Regions from separate parts of the Homo sapiens genome. Here all the other regions are linked to region 1. A link is an interaction called in ENCODE POLR2A ChIA-PET data of the cell type or tissue named here. Cell type or tissue: PC-9. All regions are shown on one strand.

Region 1 (8,000 bases):
GCAGTCTTAAATTTTAACCCACGTATTATTAAAAGTTATATCAGAAGACCATAGAAGTTATTCAAAAATGCAGCCACATATTTTAACTAGTTAAAAGAGAGAGTAAAAATTTGGAGGGAGGTGGAGGAGTATAGGGGAAAAGGTAGAAGAAAAAGAGAAAATAAGTAAGTGGCAAAAAAGAGAAAGGAAAAAGATAGGGTGGGAAAGAGGCAGCGGGACAGTGTCTGAGTCCAGCACACGCCAGGGCGAGCCAGGTCAACTGCAGCTGTCATATTCTAACTGTGAATTATCATCTTTGATCACTGCCCTTTGAGATGCCAATGAACTTTTCAAGAAATATCTAGTTCTCTTGGCTCTCCAGCTGTTCTTATCAGCCCCATCCAGGATGGAACAGCTTTGGCAGCCCGTATCAGAACAAGCAGCTTGACAGGGGCATGCCATGCCAGGAGAGAGGATCCTAAGGAAGCGTGGTCCAGTCCGCACAGGCTCTGGGGCTTTAAGATAAAACCTCCTGTCTAACTTTAGTAGGACTTTCTGTTGCTTCACCTGCCAGAGCCCTGAACGAGGGATAAATTGACTTAATTAACTAGAACACACTGCAAATGGTGAAAGCATTTAGCAAAACAAAGAATGCCATCCAAGCCCCAAAATAAAAGCAGAATAAATAGAATGCAATAAACAGCAACCATCCCAAACTGAGTTCTCAGCAGCAAATCTCCAGTATGAAATTTTGGATTTTGTGCGTGTGTGCTTAAAGGTGGATGACAATGACAGTTCATGGGATTGAGCTCTGGGGTCCAGAGTTGGCATCTGTTCATTTCCCATTTTGTCATTTTACCCTTGATTGACTGAATGTCAGTGCCTTAACTTTGGGCTGTGGAGTGAGTCGGAACTCCCCCGAGGTGTGCAGGTGGTTGTTAGAGTCTCATTTTTGCAGGGTGGAAGACAGGAGGGCTGCAGCCTTCATTCCACACTGACATGGTCATTGCCGTGTGTTCTGGGTCCAGATCAGGCATATTGACCTGACATATGACCTGACAACAGGACCACTCAGAAAGTCCAGCATGCGGGATATGATTTGGAGAGCCAGTGGGGGAAATCATAGGTCCTTTCTCTGCATGTGTATTCAGGCAATGTCCCAGGGCTGGGCGGCTTCCGCATTGCTTGGATATCGGAAAATGCAAAAATGCCCCTGAAGACTGAGACTTCAGTCTTCAAAATGAATGTTTGGGAAAGAAAGTTAACGGCACTGCTGTACTTGTGGTATTCATTGCATTATTTTATTTTGGCTTTCAGCTTAAAGAGCAAATTCTGGGTCAATGAACAGAGGTAAGAAACTATTTTTATCAGAATTAAAATCTCAGATTGATTCATTGTTGAAATAATTGCACACTTTTAAAAGGCACACCTCACAGCCATGAGGAGGGGCTGTTCTGTAGGTGCTCAGGAAGTCACAAGACACGTCCTGAAGAATATGTGGCTAGGGACATCCCAGACTCAGAAGACACTCAGTGGTGCCTCTTCTTGGAGGACATAAGTGGGGGTGGCATTCCCTGATGTGGCGTTTCAGAGCATTCTCACCCAAAAAAAGCTTCTAAAACCTCCAAGTATATAACAGTTTATAATACTCCAACAAGAGGGCCTTGTAGCCTAAACCCGGGACACTCCTTGGCCCATTCCTTTTAAGCTTCAGGGAGTGTGGGCCAGCCCCAGACTCACCCCATTCCTGAGGCATCCTGGAGGTTGAAATATTTCCAGAGGTTTAGAACCTCACCAAGTGGGACTCTAGGAGCCTGCTGCCTCCCAGCCTCCCTCAGGAACTGCACCTCCAGAACAGGTGCGGGGCTGACATGTATGTGCTTTCCTGGGCAGATTCTAGACCGTACACATGAAATCTGGCTTTCAGGATTGCTCTCCAGAGGGACCTGTGGGGCCTCGGCTGAGACAGAGAGTAGGAGTGAGGCAGTGATTCAAGGCCCTGAGAAAGAGCTCCTCCTCTGCTTGGTATAACCAGCTAATTCATTCTGTTCTGTTGACTTTGGCTTCTGCCCTGCCTTTGAAGGGTTTGAGGCCAGGGAGTGATGCACTCAGACTGGTGTTTCCACACAGTCACTTCAGACTTCCAGGGCAGTACAGGAGATAGATCCCAGGGCCAGTGAAGAAGCAGAGCACAAGTCCAGGCAGGAGAGGCTAAGGGCCTCCCTGAACAGGTGTGAGGCACAGAAGCCCCGAGAGGTAGGGATGACAGGATGAAGATGGGTCCTGTGCTGCTAGAAGTACCTGCAAAGCACAGAGGTGGCACAGAAAAGGAGTCCTTGGCTGGGATGGGAGGAGATGACATGTGACATGTGAAAGAGGACCTGGAGTTGGCTCGATGCTCCCAAAAGGGAAAGGTGCCGAGGGGAGCTAGCAGCCATGCAAAGGCAGAGACATGCAGGCAGTCTGGGCCATGAGGAGCTCTGGAAGTGACTCGATATGTCCAGAATAGGCCACTCCAGGGAAGGGCTGAGGAAGGATGAAGTTGGAGAGGGGCACAGACCAGATGCAGAAGGGCCTCAGAGGCCAGGATGAGGGTTTGGACTCCTTCCTGGAGGCAGCAGCAGTGGGAAAAGAGTTAAAAGCTGGTTTGTAAAGTGGAGCCATGTTGCTCGCTGGTCCAGGCAATTCCCCCGAAAGTTCATGTTTCCCTACAAAACCCGAGAGAGCTACTAGTAGGCGTGAAGTTCGTGGCCCTGGTCTGAGGATTTCCTGTTTCCTTGTCAGGTATGGAGGAATTTCCATTGGAGGAAAGCTCCCAGTCGTCCCCATCACGGGGGAAGCACTTGTTGGGTTTTTAAGCGACCTTGGCCGGATCATGAATGTGAGCGGGGTATGTAAACAGACTGGAGATTTGAGTAGGATTTTTGACTTGCTTAACTACCATGAATGAGAAACTCTCATGAGTGATAACAGGAAAAAAAAATTAAAACCGTCTTGTTTGTTTGTTTACATGGTTTTTAGGGCCCTATCACTAGAGAGGCCTCTAAAGAAATACCTGATTTCCTTAAACATCTAGAAACTGAAGACAACATTAAGGTACTTGACCTATGTATAATCTGCTCTGGAGCTAAAAATTTACCTGAGCTGGTTATTTTATTTTTACTTTCCTACCTTCATTAAATTCCATCCCTCCTCCTGCTGAAATCTAGCAAGGAATGTCTTCCAGCTACCAAACCCTTCCTGCTTCTCAAATTTCCTTTCCTTCACTGATTTCTGCTTTAACTAGCTGTTAGTGCAGCGTCTCAGATGTCCTCTCCACCCTCTAGGTGTGGTTTAATAACAAAGGCTGGCATGCCCTGGTCAGCTTTCTCAATGTGGCCCACAACGCCATCTTACGGGCCAGCCTGCCTAAGGACAGGAGCCCCGAGGAGTATGGAATCACCGTCATTAGCCAACCCCTGAACCTGACCAAGGAGCAGCTCTCAGAGATTACAGTGTAAGCCACCACAGCCCCAGCCTCACCACTTTCTTGTCACCTTCTCCACTCTTTGAACATCCTGAGAGGATTCTCACCACCGCGAAGTGCTGATTTGGATGGTAATGCTGTTTAGTCAGGCACATATGAACATCCGACTTTCAAATAAGTGCCTCACACTTCACATACCAGACCTCTTGGTCATTCTTTCTCCCCAACATTTATGTGGCAAGTAAGTTTACATTTGGTTCCATTCCCTTTTGGCTTTTGATAGCAAGTTGCTCCTGGAGCTTATACAATTATTATCTTTGCTATGTGCAAAGCAGCTGCCAGGAACTGGCAAAGTTCAGTAAACCTTTCAGCTCCCTCGGAGTAATTATCTTAGATTCCAGGAATTTCCTCAGAAGAGCATACTTTGGAGATGTCGACAGAGCTTTGCTACCCTCAAGCTGAGGCTCTTCTTGCACAGTTTCAGCCAGTGGAGACAGTGGCCTTGTGCGTTTTGTAGTATGTTCACTCTATTTGAGGCCTACATGGAGGAGGGGTTGGTAGGAGCACCTTTGTTAGTGCAAACTTCAGCAACGTTGTGGGGTCCTGATTTTACTATCCTAGCACACGCTGAGTGCCAGTGAACATGCCCAGGGTCATCCACTAAAACCTGGGCCTTGGCTCCTTGGTGTCTTCCTCTGGACACCCTAGGGCCCTAGACTGTCCTCTGTTAATTCTCACTCAGCCACACTTTCGTGTGTCTCCTTCCAGTCATTTGTTCTAAGCTTACTACGTGTATGGATGATATGATCTGTAGTTTTATCAAGGTAGTGACTACCACATAGGATACCTTTGTGGAAATTAGTAAAAATGCTCTTTTCTGCAGGTGGACACTGTCCCATGCCAGGGGTTATGGCTTGTACATAAAGTTCAGGCTGGCTTTAGCCCCAACTTACCCCTCAGCCAGATGCCTTCTATTTGTCCGAGGAAAGAATAAATAGAGCCAAGTCCCTGTACAACTTGCCTGCCCTCTTTTCACTTAAATTTACATCATGAACATTTCCTTGTGTTACGATGTACTTCTTGAAAATGTGATTTAACAAGATGATTATTAACAAAAGATAAATCTCACAGACCGTATGTCTGTCAACATAGAAAATTCAAGAGACTCTATAGACAGATTATTAGAGCTAATGAGAGCATTGCAGTACATAAGATTAATATAAACATCTATTTCTATACACCATAAAAATAATTAGAGAATATAATAAAAAGAAAGGTTGTCTAGAAATATTCACATGAAATAGAAAGGCAACCCGCAAATACCCATTTAACCTTGGTCCATATGGATTAAGACAGTTTAGTGGAGTGACAGCTTCAAGGTAGAGAAGAGGAACCTGGAGGCCACACCTGGGCGGGTGTAAGGCCTTCCCAAAGCCTGACTTTGTATCTTCTCCTCCTTCTGCTCTTCCCTCTTCATCGCCCTCTCCCTGTGTCTCTGGCCCTGCTGCAGGCTGACCACTTCAGTGGATGCTGTGGTTGCCATCTGCGTGATTTTCTCCATGTCCTTCGTCCCAGCCAGCTTTGTCCTTTATTTGATCCAGGAGCGGGTGAACAAATCCAAGCACCTCCAGTTTATCAGTGGAGTGAGCCCCACCACCTACTGGGTGACCAACTTCCTCTGGGACATCGTAAGTGTCAGTTTACAGCGCCTCCCTCCCCTCCGTGGGCCCAAGGTGGAGCTTGTGTGTGCTCTGAAGGACCAGACCAAGAGGGGAGGGGTTCTCACGGTGCCAGGGCTGCTGAAAGGCACTGGGCCAAGGGCCTTGTGTATCTGCTGTCCCTTGACATCTTCTCAGAAAGGCACAGAACTAGGAGCCCGAAGCTAGGAAAGGCTGTGGGGTGCAGCTTAACAACTGGTGAACGGGGGCTCTCTATGTCCTGCACTGAGGGGTCTTCTGACCCATCAAATAATCACTGCACCGCAGGCATGAGTCTGGCCTTCCTGGCATCAGTCTGGCGCTGAGAAGGTAATATGAAGGGGTCTTTCACCCCAAGTCCCCTTCTCAAATCCTGCCCCACCTTCAAAAGGGTAAAGGTAAAACTTTCCCTGTGGTAGGGTCACCAGATAAATACAGGACACCCAGTTAAATTTAATTTCAGATGATGAATAATTTTTAGTATAAGCATATGCTACTTCAAATATTGCACAGGACATATCTACACTAAAAAAAAAAAAAAAAAAAAAAAAAACCTGGTTGTTTATCTGAAACTCAAATTTCACTAGGCATCCTAGATTTTTATTTGCCAAATCTGGCAACCCCAGCCAGTGGCCAAAATAATAAGACCTTCACTTATTAGATTAACCACCGCTACAGGGAAAAATGAAGAAAAAATATTTATTAAATCAATAGCACACTACCACCTTCCTGACAACCAAGGTTGGTGGGGGTAGGGAGGGGTCAGGATAGCGTACCCTATTACAGGCTGCAGGGTCAAAGGAATTGGTAGTAAAGGCCTAGTTATAATGTAACAGGGATCATTATGACATCAACCCCAATTTATTCTAGGTGTCTTGAGTAGTAAAATCTCAACATTTTAAGACCAACATGAGCCTCCATTTCATGTGATGATAAGATATACCAACTGATGGAGACCAACACAAATGACCTTCTCATCCATGGTTTTTTAAAATGATGGTGAATATTGGAATTCCTGAAGATATGATTTCTATCTTACTCAGCTTAGTAAGCAGCTATCACTTAACAATACAAAACCAGAGATTATCAGTAGCAACTAAATTATTTCCTCTCTCTTCTGTCTACACGAGGAAACACTCATAAATGCACGGGGAGGAGGTCAGAACCTGAAAGCCTTTCTTTGGATAAGAGCATCAACTGCAGGTACCACATTGGCCCTGTGATGCTAATATAAAAGGAGCTAGGCCCACCGGTACCGAAAAGTTACTTAGAAAAGTGCGGAGGCTTTTAATTTTACTTTTTTTAAAAGATAAGAAATAGAATTTACACACTTGGGGCTGGCCCACGTGTTTCTGTGTGTGTGTATGTGTGCACGCACGCGCGTGTGCGCTTACAGGGATCTCTGAGCCTATGGAGAGAGATGTAGCTAGGATAGAGTGGACATCTGAGGTGGGAGGTGATACTAGCTGGCAGTCCAATGAAGGGGTAGAAGATGGTAGGCATCATGTTAGCAGGCTTTCTGATGCTCCAGAATTTTAAAGCTGGCCTGGAATCTCACCTCCGCGATCCATCATTTTGGAACTTAGGACCACCATTAGCCAGTGGCAAAAAAAAAGTTGAATGAAGGAACAAACAATTATTGCTTATGTAATTCACTTAGCACATATATGATGTTTTAAATTCTTATATGTGTCATCTATTTTTCTTTACTTTAAAATTTTGCAACAGTTACAGACTTATGGAAAAGTCACAAGTACAGTTGAAACCTTTTTTTCTTAGTCATTTGAAAGTAACTTCTCAGCAAGATGCCCCTTCTCATTTATTTCTCTCTTCCTGTCTCTCTCTCTCACACCCCTCAGCACGTCCGATGTATACTTCCTACAAACGAGGATACACCCCATACAACCACAACACAAACTGTCAACATGAGGAAACCAGCACTGATGTGTCATCACCACCTAATCCTCACACCCCACTCCTCTTTCGCCCATTGCCCCAGTGATGTCTTTCAGAAAAAAGGATCTAGCTCAGAATCATGCATGACATTTGATTGTGCTGTTTCTTTAGTCTCGTTCAGCCTGGAAGAGTTCCACAGTCTTTTGTTAACACTCATGGTCTTGACACTTTGAGGACTGCAGGCTGGTTATTTTGCAGAATGTCCCTTGGTCTGAGCTTGTCTGAGGTTTCCTCTTGCCCAGGTTGAGGGTGTGCATCTTGGCAGCAGTATCAGCAAACAGATGCTGTGTTCTCACTGCATCCTATCAGGTGGCTTCTGATTTCAATTTGCTCTGTTACTGATGATGTTCAATTCGGTCACTTAAGAAGGTGTCTGCTGAGCTTCTTCACTGTAAAATTACTCTTTTCCCCTTTATAATAAATACAAATTTCAGGTAGAGGCACTTCAAAGATATATAAATATCCTATTCATTATACAATTTTCCATTTATTCATCCATTTATTTATCTCTGTATGCAGTCATGGTTCATGTGTTAATCAATGGACTATGATCCAAGACTATCATTATTTATTTTGATATTCACATTATCCCCACTGTGGTCAGTGGGGGGCCGTTGAAGCTGGCTTCTGTATCGTCTTGACTTGGGTCCTCATGCCCCTGGACCTCCTCCATGCTCAATGGCACAGCAAGATATTCCAGGCTCATCCTTCCATTATCCCCATTCCTACCCTCTCCCCAAGAAGCCCTGGTTCCTGCCAGTGGGAAGTGGCCCTCAGAAGCCAAGGTCTGAGTGCTAGATATGTTCATTGCCTCTGGAGCACCATTGGTCCCAGGCCTTCTCAGTGATAGAACTAGGGAAGATATGGATGTACACACACAGGTATGCACACACCTCTATCTA
Region 2 (8,000 bases), 1.2 Mb after region 1:
TCTCAGCACTTTGGGAGGCTGAGGCAGTTGGATCACTTGAGCTCAGGAGTTCTAGACCAGCCTGGGCAACATGGTGAAACCCTGTCTCTACCAAACAAACAAACAACAACAACAACAAAAACCCAAAAAATAAAAAAACCCAAACAAATGAAAAATAAAAGTTAGCTGGGCATGGTAGCATGTGCCTGTAGTCTCAGATACTTGGGGGCTGAGATGGGAGGATTGCTTGAATCCAGGAGGTTGAGGCTGCAGTGAGCTCTGATCTCATTCCACCTTGGGCAACACAGTCAGATCCTGTCTCAATAAAATAAAATAAATTTGTAATAACCTTTCTTCATACTCCCTTTCTCCTTCACTCATACCATCTCATATCATATATATTATATATGTATTTATTAATGTGTTCAACTTATTTTTTCGACTAAGTCAAATCAAGATTATTTTTCTATTTTATTTTTCTTTTCCAAGATGATCTAAATTCCCAGAAGGTATCATTTTCTTTTTTCATGTATATTTTGTTCATAGATATATTTTTAATGTATATTTTGTGGAAAAATATACATAACCTGAAGTTTGCTGATTTAACCATATTTAGGTGTATAATTCGGTGGCATTAAGTATATTTACAGTATTGATAACCACCATCACTACTTAGTTGCAAAACTCTTTTATTGCCCCACCAGAAACTGTCCATTAAGCACTAACTCCTCATTCCCTGTTCCCCCAGACCTTAGTAATCACCATTTTACTTTCTCTCTTTATGAATTTGACTACTCTAGATACCTCATATAAGTGGAAGAATATAATATTTGTCCTTTCACGATGGATTTATTTCACTTACCATAATGTTTTCAAGGCTCATTCATGTTATAGCATGTAGCAGAACTTCATTCCTCTGTATGCCTGAATAATATATTTAATTGTATCACATTTTCTTTTTTTTTTCTTTTGAGACTGAGTCTAGCTTTGTCACCCAGGCAGGAGTGCAGTGGTGCGATCTTGGCTTACTGCAATCTCCGCCTCCAGGGTTTAAGCGATTCTCCTGCCTCAGCCTCTTGAGTAGCTGGGATTACAGGTGCCTGCCACCACGCCTGGCTAATTTTTTTGTATTTTTAGTAGAGACAGGGTTTCACTGTGTTGGCCAGGCTGGTCTCGAACTCCTGACCTCAGTGTGTCACTTTTTCTTTATCCATTTATTTTTTGATAGACATTTGGATTGTTTCCCCCTTTTGGCTATTGTAAATAGTGCTGCTATGAATATTGGTGAAGAAGTATCTATTTGAGCTCCTGTTTTAAATTCTTTCAGCTTGGAGTGGAATTACTGAATCATATGGTAATTCTATTTTTAACTTGAGGAACTGCCAAACTGTTTTCCACAGTGGCTGTATCAGTTTACATTCCCACCAGCAATGCACAAGGGTTTACATTTCTCCACATCTCACCAACATTTGTAATTTTCTGCTTTTTTCATAACAGCGTTCTAGTAAGTGTGAAGTGGTGTATCATTTGGTTTTGATTTGCTTGTCCCTAATCACTAATAACGCGGTGCATCTTTTCACGTGCTCATTGCATATCTTCTTTGGAGAAATGTTCAAGTTCTTTGCTACCCCCTACCCTTTTTAAATTTGAGACAGGGTCTCACTCTGTTGCCTAGGCTAGAATGCAATGGTGCATTCACAGTTTCTATGTAATAGGAATTTAGCAGCAGCTTGCTGACTGGTTCTGACTTTTGGTTTTTCATGAGATTCAGTCTGATGTGAGCTGGTACTGAAGTAATCTGAAGGCTTGACTGGGGCTGAAAGATTTGCTTTTGAGGTGGCTCATTGGCATGGCTGTCAAGTTGGTCCTGAATGTTGATGGGAGGCCTTAGTTCTTTTCCTTCACAGAGCTGTTCACACATGGTGGCTGGCTTCCCCTAAAGCATGCAATTTAAGAAAACAAGGCAAAAAGTGCAATAACCTAGTCTCAAAGGTTATAATTGGTCACTTTTTTTTTTTTTTCTTGAGACAGAGTCTCGCTCTGTCGCCCAGGCTGGAGTTCAGTGGCGTGACCTCGGTTCACTGCAAGCTCCACCTCCCAGGTGCAAGCAATTATCCTGTCTCATCCTCCCTAGTAGCTGGAACTACAGGGGCACACCACTATGCCCGGCTGATTTTTGTGTTTTTAGTAGAGATGGGGTTTCACCATATTGGTCAGGCTGGTCTGGAACTCCTGACCTCAGGTGATCCACCTGCCTTGGCCTCCCAAAGTCCTGGGATTACAGGCATGAGCCACTACACCCAGCCATAATTGGTCACTTTTGCCATATTTTATTGGTCACACAGACAAGCCTTATTCGATGTAGGAGGGATTACACATGGATACATAAATGAATACCAGGCAAAGAGGATCACTGGGGGTCAAAAGCAAGGATCACTCAGGGTCAAATCAGAATGGCTACCACCTGTACATATTTCCAGTGCCTAGAACAATGCCTGGTACAATATGTTAAAAAAAAGTTTGATAAGTACATGAGTCCTTCCTTCTTTCCTTTTTCCCTTCCTCCTTCTCTCCTTCCTTTGAAGGTTATGGGGGTGGTCACAGCATTAAAGAAAGATTAGAACAGCAAAGGCTTAGGAAAGGCAGGATTACTGGAACCGGGGATTTTAATATCCTCAGGATATTCTCCATCTCATTTAGCTTCTCTGAGTATAGCCAGGATCTCCTTAGAGTTTCATCCTTAGAGCTTTATAATGAGAGGGCACAGGGCTTTTACTTTTCCAGCTCTGGTTTGAAAAACCCCAGGGCAGGATTCTCCCAGGCATAACCCCTTGAATCAATCAGTATGATCAGGGAGTTAAGGTAATGTGACTGGCTTTGTTTGAGTCAGGCATCTATACCTGTTAATGGAAAAAGATGGAAGGGGGTATTGACAATAAAAATAGTACAACTCAGCCATGCTAGGTACTCCCCTTTCTCTATGTTCCCACCATTATATCTTGGTACAACAGAACATATAATGTTATTGTTCATTTACTTGTTCATATGTTTGTCTTCTATACTAGACTACACATTCTTACACTAGAATGTGAACACAGGTACCACATTTTTGTAGCTCCAAATGATATAGGTTTTGTAGTCAAGAGAGACTCATGGTTGCATTTTTGCTTTTTCCTTCTACTAACAATGTGACTTTGGACCAGGCATAGCTTCCCTGTCTTTTAAATGGGCCAAATAATAGTTGTGTCATGTGGAAGCACATAACATTATTTCTGACATGCTGTAGGAGCTGAAAATGTTAGTTACTGTCCTTCCTCTTAGGAAAGTAGCTGACATAGTTGAATAATTTTAATATATTTGTGAATAAATGAAGGAGTAAATAAATTCAGCATTCTTGGCGACTGGCTTGGGGATTCACTTGTAAATGGGGATAACAATAGGATTATGATAAAGATTAAGTGAGATGATAGATGAAAAGCGCTTCCACAGTGCCCAGCTATGGTAAGTGCTTTAAAAGCATAAGCCATCAGCAACTTGGGGGTGTTCACCTACAGTCCCAGCCATTCAGGAGGCTGAGGCAGGAGGGTCACTGGAGCCTAGGAGTTCAAGGCCAGCCTGAGAAACATAGCGAGACCCTGTCTTTAAAAAATGAAACAAAATGGGAGCCATCATGAGAGAGGTAATCCTTTAAAACCAATATATCAGATCTCCTAGAAAAGAATTGGAGAAGTGGCTTTCTCTCTATTTAGGTACCTCTCACAAGCTATATCACTTGCTTCTGTACTGCATAGTAAACTCTCAATAGCCTCTGAGTAACAAACTGCAATATCCATTAATAGAACACAACATAGCCTGCAGAATTCCAAAACCTCAGGTAAAGAATGAGAAAAAAAAAAAAAAAGACAAAGAGGAAAGTTCTACCAAATTAATAATTTTGTCTAGTGTCAGAAAACACCTAATTATAGAAGTTTCTAGCCAATGCCTCAGCGTCGGCACTCAAACACAATAACAATTGTAACGTCATTCTGAGATAAGTCATAGAAGGAAGGAAGGAGGGACAGAAGAAGGAAGATGGAAGAGGGAAGGAAGGAAGGAAGGGAGGGAGGAAGGGGAGAAAAGAAGGAAAGAAGGAATGAAAAACCAAAATCAATTAGCATACCTAAGACAAAAAGGCTTTGGTTTCAGCATTCCTAATCCTCCACATTCCCAGCTCCCTACTACCTAACAAGTGTATAAGGTGGAACTGAAAGGGTGTTAAATGGGTGGATCCCAGTGGCAATGTCTTTGTTAACACTGCCTATGAGTCAGCTATAAATTCAATTCAAATCCCCAGTCTCTCTGTCTTCTCTGCTTATCATGGTTACCAACAAAATGACTGCTGCCTTTAGAAACCCTAGTGGGAAACAGGTAAATGTGTAAAACGATGTTTGATTTTATATTAAAACTTATAAAAATGTAATTGCTGTAACAGAAAGTAATTTGTTATTGAGTTAGGATTTGTATATTTCGCTTAATCTTCAAAACACAGGAACAGCTTGTTAACATTTCTTCAGTTTTATTTTAAGACTGTTATCTCATTGTACTGCAGCCATTCGAGTGATGAACAAAATTTATGAAGTGTTAGGTTTAATTCCATACCTGCAAGAAAGGTATTTTAGTAATTGGCTTTTTGTAATTCAACACTTGCCGCAATTCTCTCCTAGCTGTAATTGGCTGCTGTTTACGTTTCTTTGAATATACACATTCACAGAGGAGACCTAGCATGTCTGTATGGGCTTCACATTTCTCATATGGAGAAGAAGAAAATGACTGGTTACCATAGCATTTGTTCACAAACTCTATTTGGTGACAGTGTTGATGGTTGCATGGCCTCTCAATGATTTCAGAAGTGTTGCCTCCCGTCGTGTTTGGGAACACAGTTCATAATAAAAGCTACATAAATTTTTCTGTAAAGTATCATGTTCCTAAAATAGTTTCCTCACCTCATCCTTTTTTTTTTTTTGGTGGAGGTGGGAGAAACTGCTAATTAACATTAGCTAATGTTTGTACCTGGCTTTAATTAGACAATTTCACACGAAATCAAAACACATCTCACGTCGCATCTATGATTGGGACTCTTATTTTTATTTGCTTGATGAAGAGACTGAAGCTTACAGAGGTTAAAAGCCAGACTATTAGCAGGTGTCAAAATCAGGATTCTTCTAATTCAGTCTTTTTTATTTGTCTTTTTGTTTTTGCACATTGGTGTTTTGTGGCTTTGGAAAATAGCAATTACAATAGCTATTATTTTTGAATATTTGTTATACACATGGCATATATTATTCCACTTAACTGTCACTTCAGTGCTTAAGTAGATATTATTATCTCCAGTTTATGAATGAGAAGATTGGAGCTTGAAGAGCTCAAAGGGGTTGATCACGTTTTTGGCAAGAACACTTGAAATTTTAGGTCACAGTCTAGTCACTTGCATGAATGTAGAAGTTACTAGTTCCTAGATAATTGGATAGTTTAAGTGGAGTTACTACCTCTAGTTCCACCAAATTTTCTCTTGCTTTAAAACAAGTATTTTGCAAAGTCAAGAAATGAATGAATTTCTCCTTTTGGTGGGTAGGCTAGAAACTGGCACACTATTGATGTCCCATTCTGGTGACTCAATTTCGAAAGTTTTTTGGGCTGACAGTGTTAATGTGTAGTATCACATATAGAAATGATGTCTGAGCTGTAGATCCAGAGAGCTTGTTCTTTCCCATAGTCATGGCAGATCTAGTCTCCACCTGTGCACAAGTATCAAGAGATAAACAGAATTGTGTGTCTCTTAATAATGTTCTTTCCTAAGATGATGTCAGAGTCTTCTAAAGAATGCATACGGTGGAGGTAAAGTGGTAAAGTGGTGAGGTTAAAGCTATTCTTTCCTTTTTTTTTTTTTTGAGACAGGATCTTGCTCTGTTGCCCAGGGTGCAGTGCAGTGCATTGGCGTGATGTCAGCTCACTGCAACCTCCACCTCCTGGGCTCAAGTGATCTTCCCACCTTAGCCTCCCTAGTTGCTGGGACTACAGGTGCACGCCACCATGCCCTGCTAAGTTAAAGCTATTCTTATAACTCCAGTGCATGGAGGCCATAGCTTTTTATTTGAGTACCTTTCAGATTCATATTGTAGAAAGTAATGAGCCTAGTAATGAATAGCTGTCACTATTTCATTGTGAGCCTTCATTTAAAAAAAAAAACCAAAAAAAAAAACCAGTTTTGAACATTAGTAGGAGTTGAAATGGAGTGTTATGTCTCCTTTTTCTTTAATAGTGCTACCAATAGGACTTTCTGATGAGTGGAAATGTTCTATATTTGTGCTGTCAGACAGTAGCCACTAGCCACATGTGCTATTATTGAGCACTTGAACTATGTGAGTGTGACTATGAAACTGAACTTTTAAGTTTATTTATTTTTGAGACAGGGCCCCACTCTGGCACACAGGCTGGAGTGCAGGGGTGTGATCTTAACTCACTGCAACCTCCACCTCTTGGGCTCAAGTGACCCTCCCACTTCAGTCTCCAGAATAGCTACAGTTGTGCCAACATACCTAGCTAATTTTTTTATTTTTATTTTTGTACAGATAGGGTCTGACTATGTTGCTCAGGCTGGCCTCAAACTCTTGGCCTCAAGTGATCCTCCTGTCTTGGCCTCCCAAAGTGCTGGGATTACAGGCATGAGCCACCATGCCTGGCTTAATTTAAGTTTAAATGTAAATAGTCACATGTTGCTAGTATCTCTAGTGGTTGCTGTATTGGACAGTGCAAACCTAGAATGTAACTGAGATGGTCTAGTTCTCTAAAAAGCTCCCAGGGTGAGGGAGGAATATTGTTCACAGTGGGTTTGACTTCTCTGGTGAGTTCCTTCTTTGTACCTTGGGTTGTTTTTTGCCTTTCAGAGGACTGTCTCCCTTGCATTTCCTTTCTGTGAACAATGGAGCTAACATGACTGACTTAAACACCTTTGGCAGTTTAGAGCACGGTGTTCCAGGGTTTAACCCTTGCCAAGTTTAGAGGGGTTCCCCTCCCAGACAGTGACCCAAATCAATGCTAAGGCTGTACAGTATCAGAACATAGAAAACTTTGAATTGCTCACTGAATTTACCGCAAATAAAACTATCTGAAGGCCAGGCGCGGTGGTTCATGCCTGTAATCTCAGCACTTTGGGAGGCTGAGGTGGGCGGATCACAAGGTCAGGAGATTGAGACCGTCCTGGCTAACATGGTGAAACCCCGTTTCTACTAAAAATACAAAAAATTAGCCAGGTGTGGTGGCAGGCGCCTGTAGTCCCAGCTGCTCGGGAGGCTGAGGCAGGAGAATGGCGTGAACCCAGGAGGCAGAGCTTGCAGTGAGTCAAGATCTTGCCACTGCACTCCAGCCTGGGCGACGGAGCGAGAAAAAAAAAAGAAGAAGAAGCTGAGGCAGGAGGATGGCTTGAATTCAGGAGTCCAAGTCCAGCCTGAGCAACATAGTGAGACCCAGTCTTTTAAATTAATAAAATAAAATGAAACCACAAACCTCAAACAAACAAAAAGACAAAACAGGATTTCAATCATTGTGAAGCTCTCGATCTAGTAGATGAGTAATGTATATAAACCAAAATATTACAATTTCAGAGAAGTGCTACAGGGCCTAATGTTTAACCACTTCTGGCATTCAACTGACTGTGTTAAAAACTCTGCCACCACTTTCCAGGGGTATAAATTGAGGTAAGTTATTTGGTATTTATTAAATTTCAGCTTCTTCATATGCAAGGGGGTTATGATAATAATACCTACCCCATGAGGACAATATGAGGATTAAACGAAATAGTGTATGTATACAGCCTTAGCCAATACCCATACATGTTGAGTGCTCAACCAGGTGTTAGCTATTAGATTTTAAAATTTTATTTAATTTTTATGGGGTTTTTTTTGTTGTTGTTGTTGCTGTTGAGACAGAGTCTTGCTCTGTTGCCCAGGCTGGAGAGCAGTGGCGCGATCTCGGCTCACTGCAAG
Region 3 (8,000 bases), 120 kb after region 1:
GAATTTCCTACGTAATTGTAACATTAGACTGTTTTATTATTTGTCCTGACATTTTGCAGAATCCAAGATTAATTAAAGAAATGGTTTCAAGAAGAGGGTGAATACTATAAAAATAGACTTACCTTCCTGAATTGAGGAATTCATCAGGAAAGCCTCAAGTGTGCAAATGAGCCATCCTTCCAGAGGGAAATTTCTTAGAATTATCCCACGATTTGAGCCAAAGCACTTCCGATAGAATTTTTAACCTCTAGTTGGTTCTGCTCCTTCCATTTTTACTAATTTTTAAGAAAATACTATGACTTATAATTGTATCTGGAATGATTATCAACTCCTTTTCATCCACTGACTTAAATTTGATTATAAATATGCTTTACATAAAGATCTAGACCTTATAATTTGAATTCAAGTGAATTGTTGTGACTAGCATGTAAATTATTATTATGGATTGTAAATCTTAACATAGGTAGTTCTGTGCCCTTAAATTGATAAACCAGTTATCTCTTGTAATCATGTGTACTAAGATATACGTAGTAAAGTGATTGTATCAGTTTTTATCATAAGCAGTCATAGTTCAGATAGTTCAGAAGTTTAGTGTCTGCTGTTTCTATTAGGAAAGTGCTTTTGCAATTCAGGGGCTTGCCTCTAGTTACTCATTTGTGTTTTCATTGATTGCCCACAGAAGAATGCAAAACACTGTGTCCTTGGTTATCTAATAAGGCAGTGATTTCAGATTGCCAGGTTTGGCCCATTAGTGGTCATAAATCAGTTCAGTGAGTCATGGACCAGTATATTTTTTCTAATTAATATATTGGAAGCCATTAGAGTGCCTGGCATGTTGTGAGCATAAATACCGCTTTATGACTGTTTTGTTCCATTATATGTATATAGGTCTTTGCTCACTATGTGAATGTATGTCTTACTTTGGACTACTATCAAATAAGTCTGAAATACACTTTAATAAAGTATGTTTGAATTAATTTACAACATACTATAATATTTGTATAAATTTTTTTTTGTTTATCTAAGAAAACATGGAAGATAGGTTAGAGGTGCACCTAAATGTTACGAAATGACTTCTGGAGTGTCATACAAGTTGAGTTCTGCAAGATATGTCTATCCTGGTGGTTCTCAGACTTTAGAGTACGTAGATAAAGTACTCTCCTTAGGATGCTTGTTAAAATGAAAGTCCAAACTGCTCTTGGAGAATGATTCAGTGGGTCTAGGATTAGGCTCAGGAGTCTGAAATTTTAATAAACAGCACAGGTGAATCTGAGGTAGGATTTACCAGCCACACTTATTCTCTAATAATTTAATTTGTTTGTCTTTGAGAAATGTAGCATAGTTGTGATATGAATTCTAGTCAGACAGCCTGGGCTTGACTCCAAGTTCCTTTGTTTATAAACCTTATTTTTGTTTCTTTATGAATGCCTTTTTTTTTTTTTTTTTTTGGAAATAGAGTCTTGCTCTGTTGCCCAGGCTGGAATGAAATGGCATCATCTCAGCACACTATAACCTCCACCTCCTGGGTTCAAGCAAAATTGTCCTGCCTCAGCCACCCGAGTAGCTACTACAGGCTTGCACTACTAGGCCCACATGATTTTTGTATTTTTAGTAGAGACAGGGTTTCACCATGTTGGCCAGGCTGGTCTTGAACTCCTGACCTCAAGTGATTTGCCCCCCTCAGCCTCCCAAAGTGCTGGGATTACAGGCATGAGCCACTATACCTGGCCTATGAATGCTTTTGTGTCTCAACAGTTAGCTTAAATTTTCACTGGTACAAAAAAAGCTTTAAAGTAATTAGACAACTTCTTTAGTTCAAGAACATTTGAGAAACAAGAGTAGGATGAAAACAGGCCTGAATTTATGTATGTTGAAGGAAACAAAAACCTTGTAGGATTAAAATTGGGGTTTGTATGGTATTTCCTGTTGCTATCTTTTTTTTCCTGCTTATCAAATTAATATATTCTTATTGTAGAAGTACAGAAAAGTATATAGACTTTGATTAACAGTTTCAAAATGCATTCCTTTTGCAGCTTCATGATTGTATCCAAAAAACCTTGAATGAATGGAGTTCCCAAATCAACCCAGATTTGGTCAGGGTAAGTGAAATGTGAATGCAAAAATCATGCAGGTCAAAAAGGAAGTAAAGTAAACAGGAAGTTAATTTCTTCAGTTTTGTGAGGGAAGTCAAATAGGCAATTAGCCATAAACTCTCTGTGGTTGATTTGCTGAGACGGCACTCTGATCCAGTAGGCTTATGCATAAAACAGAAAATCTAGACCGTAGGCAACTCTTTAACCAGACAAGATACTAGGATTCTCATGCTTAATTCTCACCATGGTTTCCTCACTATCAGTGTTTTATTTCAGTTTATATTTGGTCTAGGAGAGGAATGATTATCAATTGTGATTGGTAGATTGCTTTAGTAGACTCAACATCACTAGAAGTAATTTTTCAAATGTCAGTTTCTGATGAAACAATAAGGAACTGTGTTCCACTAAATGTCAGTATATGGCTACTATCATAAATGTTAATGTTCAAAACCCTAAAACACATTTTGAAATCCAACTCAGTCAAAGGCTCACAGCACATTACTTAGGCTACTTTAAAAGTATGGAAAAGGACATGTGCTGGAAATACTGGTTCCCCTGGGCATACTGCAACCATGTAACTCTATAGCTACTATATAGACATTGAGTTATGGTTTTTTTTAAATCAATCTCTGTTTCTCTGAAATGACTGTTTATTCTACTTATGCTTGACTTGTAAACACTTACTGAACCCCTGATACGTGCTGTGAAAGTGCTCAAGAATCATGGGAAAGCCTTTGCCGTTTACTTTGTATGATATTGTAAATGTAAGTTAATATGTATCTGATTTATATGTACTAATATTTTCTCATTATCCTTGTAAATTATTCATTAAAATACATTCAAATAGCCTTTGCTTTTTTCTGCTGCACTCAGGAAAAAAAAAGTTTTGGTTTACAATGCTTGTGATTACAGGCTGGGCGCAGTGGCTCACGCCTATAATCCCAGCACTTTGGGAGGCTAAAGCAGGTAGATCACCTGAGGTCAGGAGTTTGAGACCAGTCTGGCCAACATGGCGAAACCCCATGTCTACTAAAAATACAAAAAAAAAAAAAAAGCCAGGCGTGGTGGTACCCGCCTGTAATCCCAGCTACTCGGGAGGCTGAGGCAGGAGAATCACTTGAACCTGGGAGGCAGAGGTTGCAGTGAGCTGAGATCACACCACTGCACTCTAGCCTGAGCAAGAGAGTGAGACTCTGTCTCAAAAAAATAATAATAATAAAATTAAATAAATAAATAAATAAGAATAAAATGCTTGTGATTATAAAACTAAATATACTATTGTCATAAAATCAGCAATTATGCTCCTTAGTATCTACCCAAAGAAGCTAAGAACTTATTTCCACACACAGACCTATGCATGGATATTTATAGCAGCTCCATTCATAATTGCTAAAATTTGAAGCAACCAAGATGTTCTTCAGTAGGCGAGTGTATATATAAATTATGAATGCATATATAAACTATCCAGACAATATAATATTATTCAGTGCTTAAAAGAAATGAGCTATCAAGCCATGAAAAGACATAGAGGAAACTTGAATGCATATTTCTAAGTAAAAGAAGCCAATCTGAAAAAGCTACATAATGTATGATATCAACTATTTGATATTCTGGAAAAAACAAAACTATGTAGACTATAGTTTTGCTAGTCTAGTAAAAAAAACTAGTAAAAAGATCAGTTGTTGCCAGGGGTTAGCAGGGACGGAGGGATGAATAGGCAGAGCACAGGATTTGTATGTCAATGAAACTACTGCATATGATATTGTAATGGTGGATACATGTTATTATATGGTTTTCTAAATCCATAAACTATGCAGCACCAAGAGTAAACCCTAAGATAAACTGGACTTGGGTGATTATGACATGTCAATGTAGGTTCATCAAGTGTAACAAATGTATACCACTGTGGTGGGTATGTTGATAATGGGGGAGGCTGTGTGGATGTGAGTGTAGGGAGTGAATGAGAAATCTGTTCAATCTACCTTCTACTTGATATTCTTGTGAACCTAAAACTGCTCTAAAAAAAAAGTATATTTAAAAAAAAAAAAACAGGCTGGGCGCGGTGGCTCATGCCTGTAATCCCAGCACTTTGGGAGGCCGAGGTGGGCGGATCACAAGGTCAGGAGATCGAGACCATCCTGGCTAACACGGTGAAACCCTGTCTCTACTAAAAATACAAAAAATTAGTCAGGCGTGGCGGCGTGCACCTGTAGTCCCAGCTACTCGGGACACTGAGGCAGGAGGAATGGCGTGAACCCGGGAGGCAGAGCTTGCAGTGAGCCGAGATCGTGCCACTGCACTCCAGCCTGGGCGACAGAGCGAGACTCTGTCTCAAAACAAAACAAAACAAAACAAACAAACAAAAAAACCCAAAAACTAAATCCCCTTACAGGTTAAAGTTCAAATAACATTAAAATCCAAATAAATTAAAAAGTAAAAGAAAATGCTTGTAATTAATGTAGAACGTGTTTATTATGTCATCTAGAGTGGATATTATTTTCATTGGTTTCTTTTTAGAGTAAAATTATCTGCTGTGCTACTGTTTCTAACTCCTCACATATCCCTCCACTGCTTGTTTATTTTTAATTTTTTTGATCATGCTTCTTTCTAAATACCTGGTCAAAATGAGATACATTTTCCTAGAAAATAGATACACACACACAAACACACACACACACCCCACTTTACCTTTATTTCAGAGCTTTACAACCCTTGTGAAGCCCACCCAGACCTCAGGTAGAGAACTCTGTTGTCTTATAGGTTCTCTGATTCTAAAAGGCATTATGGATAATAGAAAATTTTATAATTAATCAGAAGCATTAAATTTTATATTTGTTTTAAATATTGTGTTTATTATAGGAGTTTCCAGATGTCTTGGAATGCACTGTATCTCATGCAGTAGAAAAGATAAATCCTGATGAAAGAGAAGAAATGAAAGTTTCTGGTAAAGTCCAGTCTTTTCTGTTTATTTTGTTACATAGCGGAAGCGATAGATTTTGTTAGGCATTAGAATAAGCCTTTCTTTGCTCAGACACTAAATGTGGGAAATACAGAAATTCTTTTTTAGCATAATTTTACTTAAACTCCAAGATGGAGTTATAAGAGGTCAGTGCTGGCTATTATATAAGAGTCAGAATAGAACTTCAACTTGCTGTTCTTCATGATGATGTCATCATGTCATGTAATTTATGTGTCAAACTTCAGAGCAGTAGAAAGATTAAGATGAAGGAGATGGAAAGGATAAAGGGAAGGCTTAGAAGCAGCATCCACCCAAAGCAAGCATAAGCACCCCCTTCCTGGTAAGATACTGGTAAGCAATGTGTGAGGTCACCTGGGAATATAAAAAGAAACCTGGGCAAGTTACATGAAGAGAAAGAAAATACTGTAACACCCATTCAGGAAATGTAGTAAGTGACAAATTCCAGAAACTGTACTATACTCAAGGAATACAAAAATGAAAAGATGCGCCATCTCTGCCCTCACCTTACAATTAGCATAGCATAGTCATTAAAAGCTTGAGCTTTGAAGTTTCGGGGTGTGCAGATTACAGGCTAGTATAATGTTGGGCTAACAAAGACTTTAACCTCCCTGAGTCTCAGTTTTCTCTTCTATAAAATGGGGATGTACCTGTTTCTCCGGCTTCTTTGTAAACTGGATGAAATAACAAAAGAAGCACTTAGCACAGTGTTTGCCTCAAAGTAAGTTCTAGGTAGCTATTATTTGCTACCATGTTGTTATTATTGTGGTTGTTGCTATTTTATTATTATTGAGATGGATAATAATAATAAATTACATGTAAGATGAGATAGGGTATTGTCTCTTTTTAATCTAATTATAGTAACTACCATTTATTGAGTCTTGCTTTGTGCCAGGCACTGTGCTTGGTACTTTATGGTTATATTTTCTCATTTAATTCTCAAGACAATCCTGCAAGTTAAGTCTGTTACTGCATTGCATTAGTGATACTAAATAACTTGAAGGTTGTCATACAACCAGTAAGTGGTTGAACCAGGAATCCACTCAGGTATGCCTAACTCCAAAACCCATTTTTTCCTGTTAATTTCACATTGCTGTTTGTGTTGGAAAGGACGTAAAGCAACATTCTTTCTGAGGTTGACTGTAATTCATGATTTAGTTCCATCTTGGGTCTCTTAGAAGTCCTCAGTTCCTAGAGGGCTTGAGATTTTTTTATAGGTATCAAAATTCTCCCCATATAAAGAGCTTTCCTCTTTCTACCTATCCAAAAAAGCCTCATCCTTCAGAGAGAAGAGGCCATTTCAGATGGCACAAATTCATGGACAGAGAAATAGTATTGGGGGGGGCTTTCATAGAGTTATAGGGGCTAAAGTTAGACCAAAATAGTAAATACTGACTCTCATCTAGTAGAGAAGCTAGGATGGCTGTTCAATAGGGAGTAATCTCAGGGAAGCAGTGTTTTTAGGGAGATCACCTAGCAGTAGGAAGGAAGGGACTCATATAAGAAACGTAGAAGAAAATGTGTTGCATATATCGAATGTCAGCACTTTATGTAAGGGTATTTCATTAGCCTTATTTTTCTCCATTTCCTCTTTTGATTTTTTTTGTTGCTCTTCTGCTACTCTACCTGTTTGTCTATTGAATACATTTATTTTTTTGAACAGTGAGTTTACATAAAGTAAATATGTACATATAAAGTTGAATTTGAATGAAACCAAAACCTCAATATTACAAATATAGAAAATGACTCAACTTTCCTAGTAACCAAAGAAATGACAATTAATGTGGTCTTGGGTAGGTATGCATTGTACCTACTAAGTTTTAAAAAAAAATTAATAATAGCATCCTATGTTGTTAGAAGAGCAATTGTTAATTGGTGGTGGTGTGGTAAACTGGCACACATCTTTTAAAATATAATAAGACTCACACAAAACGTCACATGCTTTGACTCATAATAACATTTCTAACAATTCATCCCTGGGAAATTATATAGTATAATGCTGAATAAAAAGTTACTAAGATGTTTGTTTTGGCATTATATATGCGAAAACAGAAAACTGGAACTAGTACTGGAACATTTACTAACCTAAATGTTCAATAAGTAGAACTCATTTAATAAATGACACTCTTCAAAATTTACAAAATAATATTCAACCATTAAAAAATGAGCATGTAAAATTGGCTGGGCGCAGTGGCTCACGCCTGTAATCCCAGCACTTTGGGAGGCGAGTCGGGTGGATCACTTGAGGCCAGGAGTTCGAGACCAGCCTGGACAACATGGCAAAACCCCGTCTCTACTAAAAATACAAAAATTAGCCAGGCATGGTGGCGCAGGCCTATAATCCCAGCTACTTGGGTGGCTGAGGCATGAGAATTGCTTGAACCCAGGAGGAGGTTGCAATGAACCAAGATGGCACCACTGGGCGACAGAGTGAGACTCTGTCTCAAAAAAAAAAAGTATGTAAAATTATACACTAAAAACATAGAATACGTTCAAGGCCACCCCTAAGTGGAAAAAAAGCCACAGAATACACAGAAATCTAAACAGTAATTTGGGTGATGAGACTGGCAATTCTTTTTGGTCTTTCTGCTTTTATAGGTCTTCGTTATTTCTACAGTAAGCACATGACTATTAGGATAAAAAAAATCTTGGCCTGGTGTGGTGCTGTAATCCTAGCACCTTGGGAAGATTGTTTGAGACCGGGAGTTCAAGAGCCCCTGGGCAACATATCGAGACCCTGTGTCTACAAAAAAATGAAAATTAGCCAGGTGTATTGGTACATGCCTGTAGTCCTAGCTACTTGGGAGGCTGAGGTGAAAGGAACACTTGAGCTCAGAAGGTTGATGCTGCAGTGAGCCGTGATCGCACCACTGCACTCCAGCCTGGATGAAAGTGAGACCCTGTCTCAAAAAAAAAAATTGTGGTGATTC

What was found. Peaks named below come from ENCODE experiments on the same cell type or tissue, not always from the same donor. Only the 100,000 strongest peaks of a DNase experiment are listed, where the experiment ranks them.
Region 2: POLR2A ChIA-PET joins it to region 1 with 7 read pairs; 2 of 35 experiments call an interaction of 5 or more read pairs at or near these places.
Region 3: POLR2A ChIA-PET joins it to region 1 with 7 read pairs; 5 of 35 experiments call an interaction of 5 or more read pairs at or near these places.

The regions. Positions count from the first base shown.
Region 1 is chr1:94,016,715-94,024,714 of GRCh38, reverse strand. It overlaps ABCA4 (ATP binding cassette subfamily A member 4), which reads left to right. Exons shown (of 50, transcript NM_000350.3): 32 at 1,297-1,329; 33 at 2,764-2,869; 34 at 3,001-3,075; 35 at 3,306-3,475; 36 at 4,956-5,133. Among named protein-coding and RNA genes, the nearest start is that of ABCA4, 100 kb to the left of the region's middle. RefSeq lists an enhancer at 2,770-3,969. In PC-9, CTCF peaks have their summits at 3,270 and 3,474; DNase peaks (open chromatin) are centred at 2,014, 3,314 and 3,644; H3K4me3 peaks cover 2,132 bases; H3K27ac peaks cover 4,664 bases.
Region 2 is chr1:92,788,730-92,796,729 of GRCh38, reverse strand. It overlaps a transcript of EVI5 not described here. Among named protein-coding and RNA genes, the nearest start is that of EVI5, 7.6 kb to the right of the region's middle. In PC-9, no CTCF peak of the experiment used is centred here; no DNase peak of the experiment used is centred here.
Region 3 is chr1:93,898,622-93,906,621 of GRCh38, reverse strand. GCLM (glutamate-cysteine ligase modifier subunit) reads left to right here. Exons shown (of 7, transcript NM_002061.4): 2 at 2,034-2,099; 3 at 4,953-5,037. Among named protein-coding and RNA genes, the nearest start is that of GCLM, 6.8 kb to the left of the region's middle. In PC-9, no CTCF peak of the experiment used is centred here; a DNase peak (open chromatin) is centred at 671; H3K4me3 peaks cover 2,855 bases; H3K27ac peaks cover 4,704 bases.